2 separate regions of the Homo sapiens genome follow, and region 1 is linked to region 2. A link is a loop called in an ENCODE intact Hi-C map of the cell type or tissue named here. Cell type or tissue: B cell. All regions are shown on one strand. Each heading gives the region's core, and the rest is flanking DNA. Links, peaks and the distances in the headings are about the cores only. Region 1 overlaps PRKCB (protein kinase C beta). Region 2 overlaps PRKCB (protein kinase C beta).

Region 1 (9,525 bases), core at 2,600-5,099, 54 kb before region 2:
TCTGTATTAAAAGTCCTAGAAGGCATCTACCTCCGAGTAAGCCAGCCATGCCAACAGGCCCTGCTTTGGTAAGATAGCCCTTCCAGGTAAACACTTCTGCCTGTTTAAAAAAACAAACTCTCCACAGTTTTCTTCTTTTGAAAGATTTTGAAACGGGCTTACACATTTGAAATTCAATGTCCTTCACCATTGCTTCCTGCCTTGTTTCATTTTTACAGGGCTTACCAAAAGGCTTGTGCCATTCCCTAGTTGCCCCACAAATTATTAGTGGGGCTGTTGTTGTTGTTGTTGTTTGAGACAGTGTCTTGCTCTGTCACCCAGGCTGGAGTGCAGTGGCACGATCTCGGCTCACTGCAACCTCCGCCTCCTCGGTTCAAGCGATTCTCCTGCCTCAGCCTCCTGAGTAGCTGGGAATACAGGCGCCTGCCACCATGCCCGGCTAATTTTTGTATTTTTAGTAGAGACAGGGTTTCACCATATTGGCCAGGCTGGCCTCGAACTCCTGACTTTGTGATCTGCCCACCTTGGCCTCCCAAAGTGCTGGGATTACAGGCGCAAACCACCGCACCTGGCCATTAGGGTTTAAAAACATGTTTTGTTTTGTTTTGTTTTGTTTTCCTGGGTTAAGGGAGGTGGAAACAGATTACCCCAAAGCCCCATCACTTTCATCTTTCGAAGGGGAAGAGCAAATCACTGCAGCTGTGTTCTTCTGTTTATGGAGATTGATCTATATACCTAACCAGACTGCAAAATGTTCAAAGTTGGAATTCAAATATAAAACCTGCATTAATTTACAACCCTAGTTGGCAACACTAGAGTTGCAAAGGATTACTCTGTTTTAAAGGATCATAGAGGTGTTTGTTATTCTACTTTGCTTTCATGACTTACTGTTGTTTTCATCTATGATTTATCTGATGCTATATCTCCAGTCTGGAACAGAGTTCTCAATTATTATAACAGTTTCCATGGAGACATATGATCTATTCTCTCATTGCTCCCCAGTGATTCATTCTCCTACGACTCCACCCACTACCCCCCAACCCCAATCCTTTCCATGGGACTCTCCAGAACTTCCAATCCTCCATCAAACATCCTCTCGTCTGTTTTGTTAAGTGATCAAAAACAGGCGTAGTACATGAACTTTTGAGTTAATAAGGACAAGAATAAAAAATGTTAAATTAGCTCAGGGGGACTGGAAAGACGCAAATTAACTGAATAAAAGTGTTCACATAGGGAAAGCAGTAGCAGTAAGTGGTCAGAGAAAGACGTGAACTTGGGTAGGAGCAGGACTTCTCAGTGTTTATCCTTTTAATATAATCTTAATGATGAATCATGTGAATGCATTGCTTATTAAGAATATCATGGCCGGGCGTGGTGGCTCACACCTGTAATCCCAGCACTTTGGGAGGCTGAGGCAGGCAGATCACCTGAGGTCAGGAGTTCAAGACCAGCCTGACCAACATGGAGAAACCCCGTCTCTACTAAAAGTGGAAAATTAGCTGGGCGTGGTGGCGCGTGCCTGTAATGCCAGCCACTCGAAAAGGCTGAGGCAGGAGAATCACTTGAACCTGGGAGGCGGAGGTTGCGGTGAGCTGAGATTGTGCCATTGCACTCCAGCCTGGGCAACAAGAGAGAAACACCGTCTCAAAAAAAAAAAAAAAAAAGGAAAAAAGAAAGCATATATATATATAATTTAGGACAGGTGCGGTGGCTCACACCTGTAATCCTAGCACTTTCTGAGGCCACGGCAGGATGATTGCTTGAGCTTATAAGTACTTGAGCAGCCTGGGAAACATAGTGAGACCATGTCTCTACAAAAAAATACAAAAATTAGGTCAGGTGCGGTGGCTCATGTCTGTAATCCCAGCACTTTAGGAGGCCGAGGCGAACGGATCACATGAGGTCAGGAGTTCAAGACCAGCCTGGTCAACATGGTGAAACCCTGTCTCTATTAAAAACTACAAAAATTAGCCGAGCGCGAGACTGAGGCAGGAGAATCACTTGAACCCTGGAGGTAGAGGTTGCAGTGAGCCGAGATGGCGCCATTGCACTCCAGCCTGGGCAACAGAGTAAGATTCTGATTCAAAAAAACAAAAACAAAAATTAGCCAGGCATGGTGGTGCATGCAGTTATTTGGGGGTCAGAGAAAGATGTGAACTTGGGTAGGAGCTGGACTGCTTGAGTCCAGCATGTCGAGGCTGCAGTGAACCGTAATGCACCACTACATTCCAGCCTGGACAAGAGAGTGAGACTCTATCTCAAAAAGAAAAAAAAAGTGCTCATTTAATTTGTAAAAACTCAGCTTATTAGAACCTCTTCTTTATTTAGGCCACTTTCTTCCTCATCATCAGAGAAACTGCTCCATGTTTGAAATCTCAATGCCTCAATTCTTCCTAACATTTTACGTATCTTGACCTCATCTATTTTTTTTTCATCCTTAGACTTCTAAACTCCCTTTTTCCCACCCAGGTGATGACCCTCTTTATGCTAGACATCTTCCCCAACCCAATCTAGATACCATTTTCATTCATGTATTCAACATGCTTTTCTTGAGCACTTGGTACAGGCTCTGTGGATCTGCAGTGGACATCTCTCTTCCCAGAATCCTTAACTCTCTTTCTTCCATAATCTTCTAGTTCACTGATTCTACTAATCCCACGCTTAGTTCAAATCCACCATCTCCTTCTCCATCTCCACCCCAGGGATACTCAGAGCTGCTGGTAAAAACCATACAACGTTGTGGACCACTGCCAACTGCCTATTCCCAACCTTAGGGACTGGATGGGCCATCTTACTGGCTGCCCTTACTCTCTATTCCCATCCCATGCTGAAGCTCTTCAGACTTTGAGCCATCATTTCAGATCCCTTAGTCCATCTCAGTGGATGCCCTTGCCACCCACAGACAGAGAGAATCCACGCATTCAATCTGGGCACTGAATGAATTCCATCCCTAGGCTCTGAAATCACAGTGGCGACCACGACGGAGAAGATCCCTACTCTTGTGGAGCTTAGACCTTAGAAAGGGAAGAGAGAAAAAATCAACAAGGACACAAGAAAAGCATTGCTCAGTGATGGGTGCCATGAGAGAGTTAAACATAATGGACAGTGAATGAGCGGCAACTTTTCAGTGGGTAGTTGGGGAAGATTTTTCAGAAGAAGTGGCGTCTAAGTTGAGATGTGAATTGCAGGAAGCAGCCGGCCTTGCAAACAGCAAAAGGAGCTGAATCACAAAGCCTCTAAGGGAGGAAGGAGCTTTGTGTGTTTCAGTGACCCAAGAGCTGATGTTGTGGCCAGAGCACAGTGGGTGATGGGGAGGAGAAAGAAGAAAGGAAGTCACACAGAGAACAAGGGCCAGATGATAAAGGGTGATACAAGCTAAGGATGTAACATAGAATTGCTTCTAATTGGATGGAAAGTCATTGGAGGGTCTTAAGCAGGGGAGCCCCTTGACCTAATGTAAGCTTTAAAAAATTATTACGGCTACGAAGTAGAAAGTAAATTAATTATAGGTAACAAGATTGGGATTGCAATTAATTATAGGTAACGATTAATTATAGGTAACAAGATTGGGATTGCAATTAATTATAGGTAACGATTAATTATAGGTAAAAAAGATTGGGATTGGGATTAATTATAGGTAACAAGATTGGGATTGAGAAACCACTGAGGAGTTTCTGCAGTTATCCAGGTGATATTAATGATTAGATTTGGGTGGTATTAGAGAGATGAAGAGAAGTTAGTGAATACATGATATACTTTGAAGGAACTGTCAGAATTCGCCAATGCATTGTACATGGCTGTGGGGGGCGGTGGCCAGGAACAGTGGGAATACAGGAAAGAGGGAAGCTCAGGGATAACTCCCAGGTTTTTGGCTTACGTTACATAGATGGAAAAGAAATTTATATTTTTTGCACACCTGAGTTCATGGTATGAGATTTATGCTAGACATCTTTGTGGCACGCAAAGAGACTAAAAACCCCAAAACAACACTAAATGAGTCAGAAATACTTATAACACAATCTCAACTTCAGTAAAACAGCATCTCGCAGTATCTATAAAAGCGTCCAGAAACACTGTATGAGTCCCAGGGTCATCCTTCCACTGTGCAACTGTTTGAAAGGAACCGTTTCCATTCTTGGCTGTCAGAGTGATCTTTTCCAAAAGGCAAATCCGATCGTGTCACTAATCTGCTTAAAAAGGTTCAATGGCTCCCCGCTGCACTGTGAGTGAAACCCAAACTCCTCATTGTAGCTTATAAGGTTTGCATCCTTGGGCCCTGCTTATCTCTGCAACATCACGTCCTATACCTCCTTCTGCTAGTGACATTTTGCCCCAACACCTTCTGATGGTTCCTAGGATGCACCCAGCCTGTCCCCACCTTGGAACTTTTGCACTTGCTCTCTTCTGAGAACATTCTTTCCTAGCTCTTTGAAAGCATAGCTAGTTCTTTCTCATCATCCAGGTCTCAGTATATGTGTCACCTCCTCAGACTGAAAGGGTCGCCTTTTTGTTTGTGACACAGCACTCCATTCATTTCCTTCATGGTATTCATTACAAAGTGTAGTGTGGCTCTATTTACTTCTTACTCTCTCTCCCACTAGGACGTCCGTCCCATAGGAACAGCAAATGTGCCTGTGTTGTTAGATGTTCCTTCCAAAGCAGGTGGAGCCACCAAATCATACCATACCTTGCCAAAGCTGCCTTTCCCCAGCACCATTAGGAAGTTAAAATCGGTCAGTTTCATCCGGTCTCTGTTGCCATTGTTGTCAAATTTGGAGACAGTGTTGGTCGTCTTTTCTTCCGGGACCTTGGTTCCCTGACTGATCTTGGCCCTCTGCAAAAAGGAAGCACACAGAAAACATGCTCAGGGTTTGAGGACGATCTTGTAGGAAGGCACAGGCACACAATGGGAAGCTGTAGTTCCTGCAGCTCCGGCACCCTGTCCCCATGAAAAGCATAGCCATGCATCACTCCACAAGCCTGAAACCTGTCGGACATCCTTTGCAACTCCATCTTTCTTTTATCCCTCATGTCTCAACCATAACCAGAACTGTCATTTCTTTCCTCCCAGCTGTCTCTAGAATTCATCTACTTCTTTCCATCTCAACCATCACTACCTGCCATCATCTCTCACCTGCACAAGGCACAGTGATTTCCCTTACACTGGGTTTCACACACAACCACAGTGAGCCTCTCATCCAACCAAGTCCCCTCCTGCTTAAAATGTCTCAGTGGCATCCCATCATTTTCAGGGTAAAGATCGAGGTGCTTTCATGGACTTGTGTGTTTAGGCCCTACCTGGCTTTCCAGCTCCATCATTGCTAGGGTGCTTCTTCTCTGCAATGTAGCTTCATTCTCCTTTCACTCCCCTGGATGTCCCAGGCCCCTCCAACCACAGGGCCTTTGCACCTGCTGCTGCTACTGTGGTACAAATGGCTATTCTCTCCCCTTCAGCAACCCAGCTTGGGGTTCACATTTTCATGGCTCAGGGAAGCCCTCATCGATTCTCTCTGTCTGCACTAGGTTCTCCTCTGATTTTCTTCCTTCATCCACTTCTCTTCCCATAAATACTGGAGGATAACTGCCTGTTCACTTGTTTCCTTCCAATAAATTGGAGACTGTTGTGGACACGGAATATTTCTCATTCTCCATGGTTTTCCTGACAACTAGTATAGTTCCCAACTAAATATTTGTTGCATAAATGGATGAGTGAGGGCCACGTGTGTCCTCAGTGCAATGGGAGAGGGACTCCTTGCCATGAGCTGTGGAATGGGGCTCAGAGTGGCAGCAGGTGCTTTGGAATGAGGCAAAAACTGGAAGCCATGAGTGGGAGACCTGCAGCTGCCAGGACTTCGTTACTGGATTCACGTTTAGCAGAGAGAAAACTGTGGAGTTAAAAGCTCATGTGTGGCTGGGCACAGTGGCTCACACCTGCAATTCCAACACTTTTTGATGCTGAGACAGGAGATTCGATTGAGGATAGAAGTTTGAGAACAGCCTGGGCAACATAACAAGACCCTGTCTCTACAAAAATAAAGAAAGTTAGCCAGGCAAGGTGGTGTGCACCTGTCATCCCAGCTACCTGGGAGGCCAAGGTGGGAGGACTGCTTTAGCCCAGGAGTTAGAGGCTGCTGTGAGCTATAATCACACCACTGCCCACCAGCCTGGGTGACAGAGTGAGATCCCATCTCTCTCTCACTAAAAAAAAAAAAAAAAAAAGCCTCGTGGTAGAATCCTCTGACATGAATCAGCTGTGTGGCCCAGAATACATCAGTTAAGTCATAACATTCCTCTGCCCAATATATATACCATCCCATTATTCTCAAAGTAAAAGCCAAAGGCCACAGATGACTGAGCCCCTCTGATTTCAGCCTCCTTTCTACTTCCGCACTGGCCTCCTTGCTGCTCTCTGAATGCACCAAACATGCTCTTACCCCAGGGCCTTTGCACCTGCTGTTCCCTCTGCTCAGAGCACTCTTTCCCCAGAACTCTCTCACCTCTGATAAGAGGGCTCTTCCCTGAACACCCTACATAAAATTGCTCTCAGCAATCTCCATCCGCCTTACTTACTTGATTTTCTCTAAAACACTTGTCACCATCTTACAAACCATATATTTACTTGTTTCCCAATTTATCATCTTTCTCCTTATACCAGAATGTAAGCTCCCCAATGGCAAGGATTTTGTCTGTTTTGCTTTCCACTGTTTCCCTGGTACCTAGAGGAGTATGGCACAGAGAAGGCACTTAATTTGCATTTGGTGATTGAAGCTTCCTAAACATTCATCACCTTTTCAAGACATGGAGATGATGACATGAAATGATGTATCACAGAGTCCTTAGTATCATTCCTGGCACACAACACATGCTCAGTGAATGGTAGCTATTATTATTGTTGCATTATTTGGTTGCTTTGAAGATAAAGAGGCAAAATAAATCTTTCCAAAGTTTTGAATATCAGGGAAGATTCATTCATTCATTCAAAAAACATTTATTGAGGCTGGATGTGGTGGCTGATGCCTGTAATCACAAAGCTTTGGAAGGCTGAGGCAGGACTGCTTGAGGCCAGGAGTTCAAGACCAGCCTGGGCAACACAGCCAGACCCTATCTCAAAAAAAAAGTTTAATTAGCTGGACATGGTGGCAGTGGGCCTGTAGTCCCAGCTACTTGGGAGGCTTAAGGCAGGAGAATCCCTTAAGCCCAGGAGTTGGAAGCTGCAGTAAGCTCTGATCACTGTATTGCACTCCAGTCTGGGCAACAGAGCAAGACTCTGTCATAAACAAACCAACAAACAAATCAAAAATTCTTGTTGAGTACCTGCTACATGCTAAGTGCTCCTCTAGGTGCTGAGGATACATCAGAGGGCAAAATGGATACAGATACTCTGAAAAAACGTGCATTCTAGCTGGGATTGGGTCCTCCATACTGTGTCCAAAAGGTATGTTGGGGTTGCTGAAGTAGATAAACTGGTATTGGCAGCAGGAACAGCATTTATGGAACAGAGGGGAAGACACATTCAAGGAATGAAACATCGTCTGGCTGGATCATGAAATGCAAGGCAGATATGGCACAGGAGGCAGACAAAGTGTTGAAAGGACCTTAAGAAATTCAGGCTGACTATGAGCATGACAGACAGCCTTTGAAAGGTTTGAAGCAGGGCTATGGTATGACCATACATATTTAACAGGTCACTCTGAGTGGAGAGGAGACCCCCCAGCACGTGGGCTGAGTGATCACTAGGAAGTCACTGCATTATCAAGGAGAGAAATGATGAGCCAGGCATGGTGGTGTGTGCCTGTAGTCCCAGCTACGCGGGAGGCTGAGGTGGGAGGATCCCCTGAGCCCAGGAGTTGGAGGTTGCAGTGAGCCATGATTGCACCACTGCACTCCAGCCTGAGTGATAAAGGGAGACCCTGTCTTAAAAGAAAAAAAAATGATGGACTCAGTTGTCTGCAGTGTAGACTGAACAAAGTGGATCTATTTGGGAGACAGACTGACCCCAGATGGGTAGCAGATTGGGCAAGGGAGAAGGGAGATTGGAGATGAAGGACAGCTCCCCAGCCTCTGTTCTGACCAACTGGCAGGATGCTGGTTGTTTCCACTGAGATGAGAAGAAGCGGAGGAGGAGCAAGTTTGGAAGTGTGGGGAAGAGGGTGGGCAGAGATGACCGGTGTGATTTCAGGCATGTTGAGATCCCCTCTTCCCCACAGCAGCTTAAAACTTCAAGGTTTATTTCTCCCTCATGGGGTGCATATTCCACTGTTACCATATAGGAACCATGGCTAACAAAGCATCCGCCATTTTCTCTTTATTCATGTTTTGAAACTTGAGGTGGGCACCGCAAAGTGCACCAATCTCACGTGCACAGTTCTGTAGATTTTGACAAATGTGCACACCCATGTAACCCAAACCCCAAACAAGACGCGGAACATTTCCATCACCCTCCAAAAGTTCCCAGTCGACGCCCCCCGCAACCCCCGCCACTAAGGCAATCTCTGTTCCAGTTTCTATCCCATAGGTCAGTTTTGTCTGTTCTTGAATTTCATCTGAACAGCATTGTAGAGTGTGTACTCTTGTGCCTGGCTTCTTTCACTCATCAAAATGTTCTTGAAATGCATCCATGTTTTTGCATAAATCGGTAATTTGTCTCTTTGTATTGCTGAATGGCACTCATTGTTGATGTTTATCCCGTCTCCTGTGTACAGGCATTTGAGTTGTTTCCCCTTTCGGCCTACTAACAACGCTGCTGTGAATATACTTGGTCAGTTTACTTTGCAGTAAGATATGTTGAGGTTTAACCCAAGTGTAAATACCCAGTAAGCAGTTGTATACATGGGTTTGGGGCTTGAGCAAAGATATCTGGACTGGAGACAGAGATTTGGGGTGTAGAGGCAACGAGGGGGTAGTTAAAACTACAAGGTCATCTTATTTGCAATGGAAACTGCAAACAAAAGAGCCAGGGTAGGACAGAAGCCGTCTCACCTTTCTCGGGCTATGTCCTCACACCCTCCTAAATCATCACCCCCAAGCTGGCCTGACCCAAACACTTTCCCTACTCCCCTCCCTGCTGCCCCATCACCTTAGCACCATGTGTCCTGCCTTCTTTGAATCCTGGCTCAGGACCCATCTGATTCACAGTCTCCATTCTCCAGACTGTGAAGATCCAAGTCCTGCCTGCCCCAGTTCCCATTTCCCATCCTGGGAACTTTCCCATCCACCTGCGGGTCCCAGCACACACTCCCCATGAAACGTGAGCACGGACCTCAAACTTCCTGATTTCTTCATTTGACTTTGCGTAGTGGACAGATAAGGACTTTTTTGGGGGGGTGGGAAGAGGGGTTGATTTTTTCCTTGTCCTTCAAGGAGCAGCTAACAGCCTCATCCCTCAGCACTAGAAACTCCCTTCTCTCCTCTGAATCTGGGGCTGGCACCCCTCTTTCCTCCCTCCCTCCCAGCTTGCTTTTATAACTTTTCTCATGGGCATGTTAATTTAACTTCTAGAATCTAGATCAGAAGTCTAATAACCCT
Region 2 (8,695 bases), core at 3,822-6,321:
GGTTCTCAAAGGGTGTGGCCCAGACTAGCAGCGTCAGCATCACCTGGGAACTCATTAGAAATGCATGATCTCCTAATGTTATTCCTCCCACCTAATGTAAATGACGAGTTAGTGGGTGCAGCACACCAACATGGCACATGTATACATAGGTAACAAACCTGCACATTGTGCACACGTACCCTAGAACTTAAAGTATAATAACAAACAAAAAAAAAGAAATGCATGATCTCAGGCCCTGCTCAGACCTGCTGAATTGAGGATGGAACCCAGCAACCTGTATTTTAACACACTTTCCAGATGACTCTGATGTGACACTCATGTATGAAAACCACTGCTTTTGACCAGTGTTGTTGAAGCCAGCCTCACCAGGGTAGGAAGAATTCTGGACAGAAATATAGTTACAATTCAGCATTAATCAGGCTAACTTTGACCCACTTCCTTGCAACTAAAAGTCAGGTAACACTGGATACTGACCATTTGCAACCTCGTTGTTCCTACAGATAGGATTTCTGACATTAGAATCATAGGCTTTTGTTTAAGAGTTGCTTAAACAGATCCTGAATTCCAGCAGAATAGCTGATGCCAACCAGTTTAAAGACCCCAAACAGAGGAACTGAATCAGCAAGAGAACACAGCTTCTTTATCTCCCTGTCCCATGACTCCATCCTGCTCTTTTCCACCAATCAACAATCTCCACACTTCAGCCCACTGCAAAACCCTTAAAAATCCTAGCCCCAGACTCCTCTGGGAGATGGATTTGAGGTTTCCTCCTGTCTCTTCCCTACAATTAAACCTGTTTCTCTGCTGCAACTCAGTGGCTTAGTGTATTGACTTGCTGCATGCATTGGGCAGTGAACCTATTACAGTTACACTGTCCAATAGAACTTTCTAAAATAATGGAAGTGTTTGATGTCCAGTATAGTAACCACTAGCCACATGAGGCCACTGAATACCTGAAATGTGGCTATTGTGTTGGAAAAATTGAGTTTTGCATTTTATTTAATTTTCTTTAATTAAATTTTTTTTTTTTTTTTTTGAGATAGGGTCTTGTTCTGTCACCCAGGCTAGAGTGCGTGGTGCAATCATGACTCACTGTAGTCTCAACCTCTTGGGCTCATGTGAGCCTTCTGCCTCAGCCTCCCGAGTAGCTGGGACTATAGGCATATCCCACCACATTTGGCTAACTTTATTTTTTGTAGAGGCAAGTTTTTGCTATGTTGCTCAGATTGGTCTCAAACTCCTGGCCTCAAGCAATCCTTCCACCTTGGCCTCCCAAAGTTTTGGGATTACAGGTGTGAGCCACCAGGCCAAGCTCGTTAATTTAAATTTAAACAGCCCCACGTGGCTAGTGGCTGCCATATTGCACAAAGCAGCTTAGACCGTTGCATCAGCCTCCTTACAGATTTCCCTCCCCTCCTCGTCTCCTTTCAGGTCACCCTATAAGCTTCAGACAAATTAATCTTCCCAGAACGCAGATCTTATCATGTCATTCCTACTCTCAGAACATCCTCACTGACTCACTGTTGCCTACTGATTTTAAATACATGTTCTTTTTGTTCTTTTTTAGTAAGCCAAAATGTTTTATTCCAAAATATGATAGAAAATAGATTAAATAATAATAGTTGACGGTGAATGAGCTCTTACTATATGAGCCAAGCACTATTCTAAGGACTGCACATGAATTATCTCATTGAATCCTTACAAGAACCTTATGATGTGAGTGTTACTGTTTTCCCCATTTTACTGATGTGGAACCTGACAGCTGAGGGGGTTGAGTGACTTGTCCAAGGTATACAGAGAGCTGATAACAGTAGAGCGGGATTTGAACCCTCTCTGTCTTCCTCCCAAGGCTGCACTCTTAGGCACGACATCACAGTGCCTCGGAAGATCCATCTGGGTCAGATTATTTTTCCCTCTTAGGGTGCCCCTTATGAAATCCATAACCATGGTCACACATTCTATGGCAGTAGCTTCGAGGTGTGTCTTAAACACATCACTTGCTCTTCTTTTTTTTTTTTTGAGATGGAGTCTTGCTCTGTCACCCAGACTGAAGTGCAGTGGCATGATCTCGGCTCACTGCAAGCTCCACCTCCTGAGTTCATGCCATTCTCCTGCCTCAGCCTCCCCAGCAGCTGGTACTACAGGCGCCCGCCACCAACCACGCCCGGCTAATATTTTTGTATCGGGGTTTCACCATGTTAGCCAGGATGGTCTCGATCTCCTGACCTCGTGATCCGCCTGCCTCGGCCTCCCAAAGTGTTGGGATTACAGGCGTGAGCCACCACGCCCGGCCATCACTTGCTCTTCTATAGAGAACAAGCAAAAGCTATCATCAGCTGTCTTGGACTCCTTCTGGAAAAGATCAACATATTTACCCCCAAAATAGCATCTTTCCATCTCAGAAGGAATACTGGACACATTTTAGGTAAAGTCAGCACATCGTTTATCGAGGTGTTAAAAACATGGCTTAGGGGCTAGGGGATGAATATTGAACTTTAGACTGAGACATTTAAAAAACCGGCCAGGCGCAATGGCTCACACCTGTAATCCCAGCAATTTGAGAGGTCAAGGAGGGAGGATCACTTGAGGCCAGGAATTTGAGATTAGCCTGGGCAACATAGCAAGACTTTGTCTCTACAAAAACAATTTTCACGATTAGCCAGACATGGTGGCATGCGCCTGTAGTCCCAGTAACTCAAGGGGCTGAGGCGGGAGGATCACTTGAGCCCAGGAGTCTGAGGCTGCAATGAGCCAACATTGTACCACCGTACTCCAGCCTGGGAGACAGAGCAAGATCCTGTTTCTAAGAAATAAATAAAAATGGCAAAAATGTTTAAGGCAGGTAGGATTCAAACAGGTGGGCAATGGGAGGCCATCTTTAGGAGAGGTTCTTACAAATACAACAGTTCTAATCCTGACCTTAATCACAGGGCTGATAGTCAAAATATTTAGCAAGCGGTTTATCCATCAGATTGGAGACAGCCAAAGCCCTGGGGTAGATGTGAAGGCTCCCACTGAACTAGACATTCACCTTTTCATTATCAGATCACATCCAAGGGCTCTTGGAGAAGAAACTAACAAGGCCAGAGAGGCAGAGGACATCTGGTGGTATTTCTTAGTTGCCAGCTGGCATAGAGATATTTTGATGTTTTGATAATCATCTCTGATCAAGATGACTGAGCACTGCATAAATACTTCCTCTTTACAGTAAGGTATACTTGAGCTACTGAATAGTTTCATTTTTAAACAGCCTTAAAAAGAGAGAGAGAGTTAGGCCAGGTGCGTGGCGCACACATGTAATCCCAGTGCTTTGGGAGGCTGAGGCGGGTGGATCACCTCAGGTCAGGAGGTCGATATCAGCCTGGCCAACATGGTGAAACCCCGTCTCTACTAAAAATACAAAAATTAGCTCGGTCTGGTGGCACAGGCCTGTAATCCCAGCTACTTGGGAGGCTGAGGCAGGAGAATTGCTTGAACCCAGGAGGCAGAGGTTGCAGTGAGCAGAGATCATGCCATTGCACTCCAGCCTGGGTGACAAGAGGGAAACTCCATCTCAAAAAAAAAAGAGAGAGAGAGAGAAAGAGAGAGTTAAAGAAAGCAGATTGGCTGGTTGTGGTGGCTTACACCTGTAATCCCAACTCTTTGGGAAGCTGAGGTGGGAGGATCACTTGAGGCCAGGAGTTGGAGACCCCCATCTTTATAAAAAATAAAAATAATAATTATCTGAGCATGGTGGTGCATGCCTACAGTCCCAGCTACTTAGGAGGCTGATGTGGGAGGATTGCTTGAGCTCAGGAGTTCCAGGCTGCAGTGAGCTATGATCGTACCACTGCACTCCAGCCTGGGTGACAGAGAAACACCCTGTCTCAAAAAAATTAAAAACAAAAGCAGATTGATGGTTGCCAGGGGCTGGGAGAAGGCAGGGATGGGTAGTCACTGCTTAATCAGTATGGGGCTTTATTTTGGAATGATGGAAATGTTTTGGAACTAAATAGCAGTGGTGGTTGCACAACACTGTGCATGTACTAAATGCCGCTGAACTGTTCACTCTAAAACAGATCATTTTAAGTCATGTGAATTTCACCTCAGCAAATTTTTAAAAACAAAAGGCGGGGGTGGGGTGGGGGTTAAACTCTATCCAAATTGCAATCAGCCCATAAACAAGTAGCAAACTGAATTGGGCACCCTCATGATAATAATAACATCCTTGCTGAGATCCTGGAGCAGGGCCCAGTGATGCCGACGACCCCTCCAGAATGTGTCCACTGTGATCATTAACTCCACAAAGGCTTGGGCATGGTTACTGCAACTCAACGCCCTCTTCGGCCCCCACCATAACTTTCAGCCTTTCCTGCACCATCTCCTTATATGGTGTAGGCCAGACTCCAGCTAGCCTTGGCTGCCGGCTGTTCCCTGTAAGATCCTGCCTCCATAGGAGGAGACAGATGGGATCTAGTGTCCAGGACCACATCCCACAGCTACTGCCCAGAGACATGTGCAGAGCGGACAAGCCAGGCAGGTACTCACTCTCTTTACTACCCTAGGACCTTTACCCCCAATCACAAGTAGAACCACTGGCCCTGTTGAGTTGAGCTAGACTAGCATTCTCAATTCTGGATCCACATTAAAATTGGTGGAAATTGGAAGGTTGGACGGGCTCCTCTTATTCCTTTTCCCCAGTCCTGTTTGTCTTTTTTTTTTTTTTTTTTTTTTTTTTAGACAGGGTCTCACCATGTTACCCAGGCTAGTCTCAAACTCCTGAGCTCAAGCGATCCACCCGCCTTGGCCTCTCAAAGTGCTAGGATTACAGACGTCAGCCATCGTGCCCGGCCATGTTTTGTTTTCAAGGCAATGCAGAGAAGAGGTAGCTCAGGCTCCTCTTACCATACCAGATATGCAGAGTTCTGAGAGGTCTGAAGGCAGAGTAAGTCTCAAATGGAAAGCCAAGAGAGAATGCTTAGGGTATATCATGAAGACGAGGTCATTAAGCTCCTCCCCTATCTCTGAAAGCCCCAAGAGCAGCATCCAAGTCCTTAACTCACATCCTCACATCAGCCCTGGAGTGGAGGGGGGCTTTGAGCTCCCTCTTCAGGTCACAGTGTGTACTAACTACCCTTTGTCCAGATGGTTCCCTCCCTTGCCTTTGGCCCAAAGCTCATTCATCCTTCTAGTTAGATCTATAAGGCCACCTCTTCCCAGAAGCCTTTCCTGACTTCATCTGACCCATCACAGGATTTCTTCCTTTCTTATCTTCAGTGACACAGTATACTTTAGAGAGATATGTACTTGCTTTACTTGTTCTGCTATATTAAATAGAGCTCCTTAAGGGAAGGGACTATGACTTCCTAATTTTTCTGGCCAAGGGCTTGGCCTCAGGATCAAACAGACCTGAGTTTGAGTTCAAAGTGATACCACTTCCTGGCTGCGGAGGCTTGGAGGATTACTTAACCTCTCTGAGCCTCAGTTTCCTCATCTGTAATATGAGAATAGCAACAGTGTTCCCTCATAAGATGGCTGAGAGGGCTGAGGAGCTATATACTTCATGCTATTATATGCGTTGTAATGACTGCAACCTATTTTACACTCAACAACTCCTAGTCATTATTATTATTCTGTTCTATTAGGTGCCTGGGATACTATTTTCTATATATTTCATATATACTTAATAAATGATTTTTAAATGTCATTAAATTCCCTGGTTTCAAGGCCGGGCGCAACGGCTCATGCCTGTAATTCCAGCATTTTGGGAGGCTGAGGCAGGCGAATCACTTGAGGTCAGGAGTTTGAGACCAGCCTGGCCAAGATGGCAAAAATCCGTCGCTACTGAAAATACAAAGATTAGCCAAGAGTGATGGCACATGCCTGTAATCCCAGCTACTTGGGAGACTGAGGCACAAGAATCGCTTGAACCCAGGAGGCAGAGGTTGCAGTGAGCCAAGATCGTGCCACTGCACTCCAGCCTGGACGACAGAGCAAGACCTTGTCTCAAAAAAAAAAAAAAAAAAATCCCCTGGTTTCCTGCAAGATGAAAAGCTTACCATCACAGGGCCCCAATCCCAGTGTAAGTTAACGTCCCTTCCCTGGTTGCCCAGGACACCTTGCACTCGTGTCTGGCACAGCAGTCCTAACACTTTGCTGTAATTATCCATTTATTTGTCGTATTGACAGTGGTGACGCCATAGCCCAGCACAGTGTGAGCCACACACTGAAGGAAGGAAGGAATGGCCATGAATCACGTCATCTCGGGAGTACCCGTTGGGAATGGAGAAGAATCTTAAGACCTCCAGCCCAGAGAGAATATACAGGTTTTGTGATTTGTTCTAGGCTCTGATGATGTCATGACAATAACAATGACAACTTTTATTGAGCACATACTATATGCCAGGCACTGTTTTGTTTTGTTTGTTTTGTTTTGATACAAAGTCTTGCTTTGTTACTCAGGCTGGAGTACAGTAGTGCAATCACGACTCACTGCAGCCTCAACCTTTGGGGTTCAAGTGATCCTCCCACCTCAGCCTCCCAAGTAGCTGGGACTACAGGTGTACGACCATGCCTGACTACTTCTTAAAATTTTTTGTAGAAATGGGGTCTCACTATGTTGCAGGCTGAAATCAAACTCCTGGGCTCAAGCAATCTTCCCACCATGGCCTCCCAAAGAGGTGGGATTACAGGCATGAGCCACCACGCTCAGACCCAGGCACTGTTTTAAGCACTCTATACACAGCACAGCACTGCTCGTCCCCAGTGCTCAGCCTCTTCCGGGCCAAACTTCAACGTCTCACTCTGGGAGGCAGGAATCCAGCAGCTGAAAGAAGTCAGTCTTACATGATTTAAAAACAGGCTGTTCTGAGGCCATCTGCTTCATTTGCCCCAGGACATGGGGACTGGACCAAACTGTCCTCTAACACGGCACCTCCTGCATTTCATGTACCCTTATCTGATCTAAAGCCACTTTCTATACCAAATTAGTCAAGTGTGATGGTGAGGAGCTTAAACCCAGAGATCCTGGCAGATCAGCTCTGCCATAGAGCAGCTTTGTGACCTGAAAGTTACCTAACTTCTCGGTAACTCAGTCTCCTTGTTTAAAAAATGGGGCTAATGATAAGGATGTTGGCTCATAGGAATGTTACAATCATTATAAATTAATAGAATGTCTGGCATATGGTAAACATTCACTATGTGCTACTTTGTTATTATTGGCTCTTATTTTATATCGCTGTCTCCATAGTGTTCTAGCAGAATGCTTAGCAACCTTTACTTCACTATCTTCACTCCCCAAAGTTCTCAGGGTCCCCTACCAGGATCTGAAAGAAATGAGGATTCCTCACTCTATCACTGATGCTCACAACACCCTTCTTTAAAAATAATTTTCTGAACCAAACAAATATTACCTTAGATCTTATCCCAAAATTAAATAAATGCTTTCATTTGTATATTCACCTTCTGGTCTTTTTCCATGTTAACATTCAATTTTTACATAATTATACCACTCTAAATCTATTTTGTATTTTATATTTTTATTTAATATCATACCACTTGGGGCAATGATAAAGTAGCTCTCCCACTGAGAGCAACTATAAAAGCCAGATAAAAAATATTTTTCAAGAAACTGGAATTTTGAAGGAATTAGAATTAAGATAAGTCCAATATTCTGTGTGTGGTTTTTTTTTTTTTTTCCTTTGGGCCATAAATCAATTCTCAACACAGGGCAAAGGACTAAGAAGCTAGACAGAGGGCACCTGCTAAGAAGGAGGGAGGCCACCAGAGCTTGAAGCTTATTCTTGGGGCTAGGAATCAAAGCTTCCAGGGAAGGCAGGACTTGAGGGGCCAAATCATAGTGGGAGGGGAAGAGCAGAGAAGTGAACTCAACGCTAGGCATTGATTTTTCTCTTGAGTCTCTACCAATCACACTGCAGAGGTTGAGACACAAAACAGAAATCAGCTGAGAGGTTTTGTCAGGCTTATGGTGCTAGAGAAACAAAAATTGGGGTTCAGGACCCAGTTAAAAGGAGGGCCCTGGCAAGTCTTCAGCCTCAGAGTTGGAAACCTCTACACCATAGGAGTGGAAATGAACCAGAAATAGAACAAACCTTACGAAGGCTATAAACCAGCACACAGTGAGCTCGATCACCACCAGAAGGGTGACCCCAACCTGCATGGAAAATAACCTCTTCCTCAGCTCTCTCTCTCTCTCTTTTTTTTTTTTTTTTTTGAGACGGAGTCTCGCTCTGTCACCCAGGCTCACTGTAACCTCCGCCTCCCAGGTTCAAGTGATTCTCGTGCCTCAGCCTCCCCAGTAGCTGGGATTACAGGCATGTGCCACCATGCCAGGCTAATTTTTGTATTTTTGGTAGAGATGGGGCTTCACTATGTTGGCCAGGATGATCTCAAACTCCTGATCTCAGATGATCCACCCACCTTGTCCTCCCAAAGTGCTGAGATTACAGGCATGAGCCACCACACCTGTCCAACAGCTTTCTAATTTAGCAAGGAATCATCTGAAATTCAAACAAAACTTCCAAACATGCCAAGAAATAGGACCAGAAGCAAAAAACACCTAGGCGTGGTGATGCATGCCTGTAATCTCAGCACTTTGACAGGCAAACATGGGCAGACGGCTTGAGCTCAGGAATTCAAGACCAGCCTGGACAACATAGTAAAACCCCATCTCTACAAAAATACAAACATTAGTGGG

What was found. A loop is a pair of places that touch in the nucleus more often than their neighbours do. Peaks named below come from ENCODE experiments on the same cell type or tissue, not always from the same donor. Only the 100,000 strongest peaks of a DNase experiment are listed, where the experiment ranks them.
Region 1: it touches region 2 in a loop (1.9-fold over the local background); 2 of 110 quality-filtered maps call a loop at or near these places.

What each region holds. Positions count from the first base shown.
Region 1 is chr16:24,119,144-24,128,668 of GRCh38, reverse strand. It overlaps PRKCB (protein kinase C beta), which reads right to left. Exons shown (of 17, transcript NM_002738.7): 9 at 4,688-4,834. Among named protein-coding and RNA genes, the nearest start is that of MIR1273H, 79 kb to the left of the region's middle. In B cell, for the core only: no CTCF peak of the experiment used is centred there; no DNase peak of the experiment used is centred there.
Region 2 is chr16:24,067,459-24,076,153 of GRCh38, reverse strand. The region is part of intron 5 of PRKCB (protein kinase C beta); the gene reads right to left. Among named protein-coding and RNA genes, the nearest start is that of MIR1273H, 130 kb to the left of the region's middle. RefSeq lists an enhancer at 1-639. In B cell, for the core only: CTCF peaks have their summits at 4,915 and 5,117 (motif pointing left); a DNase peak (open chromatin) is centred at 5,063; H3K27ac peaks cover 1,786 bases.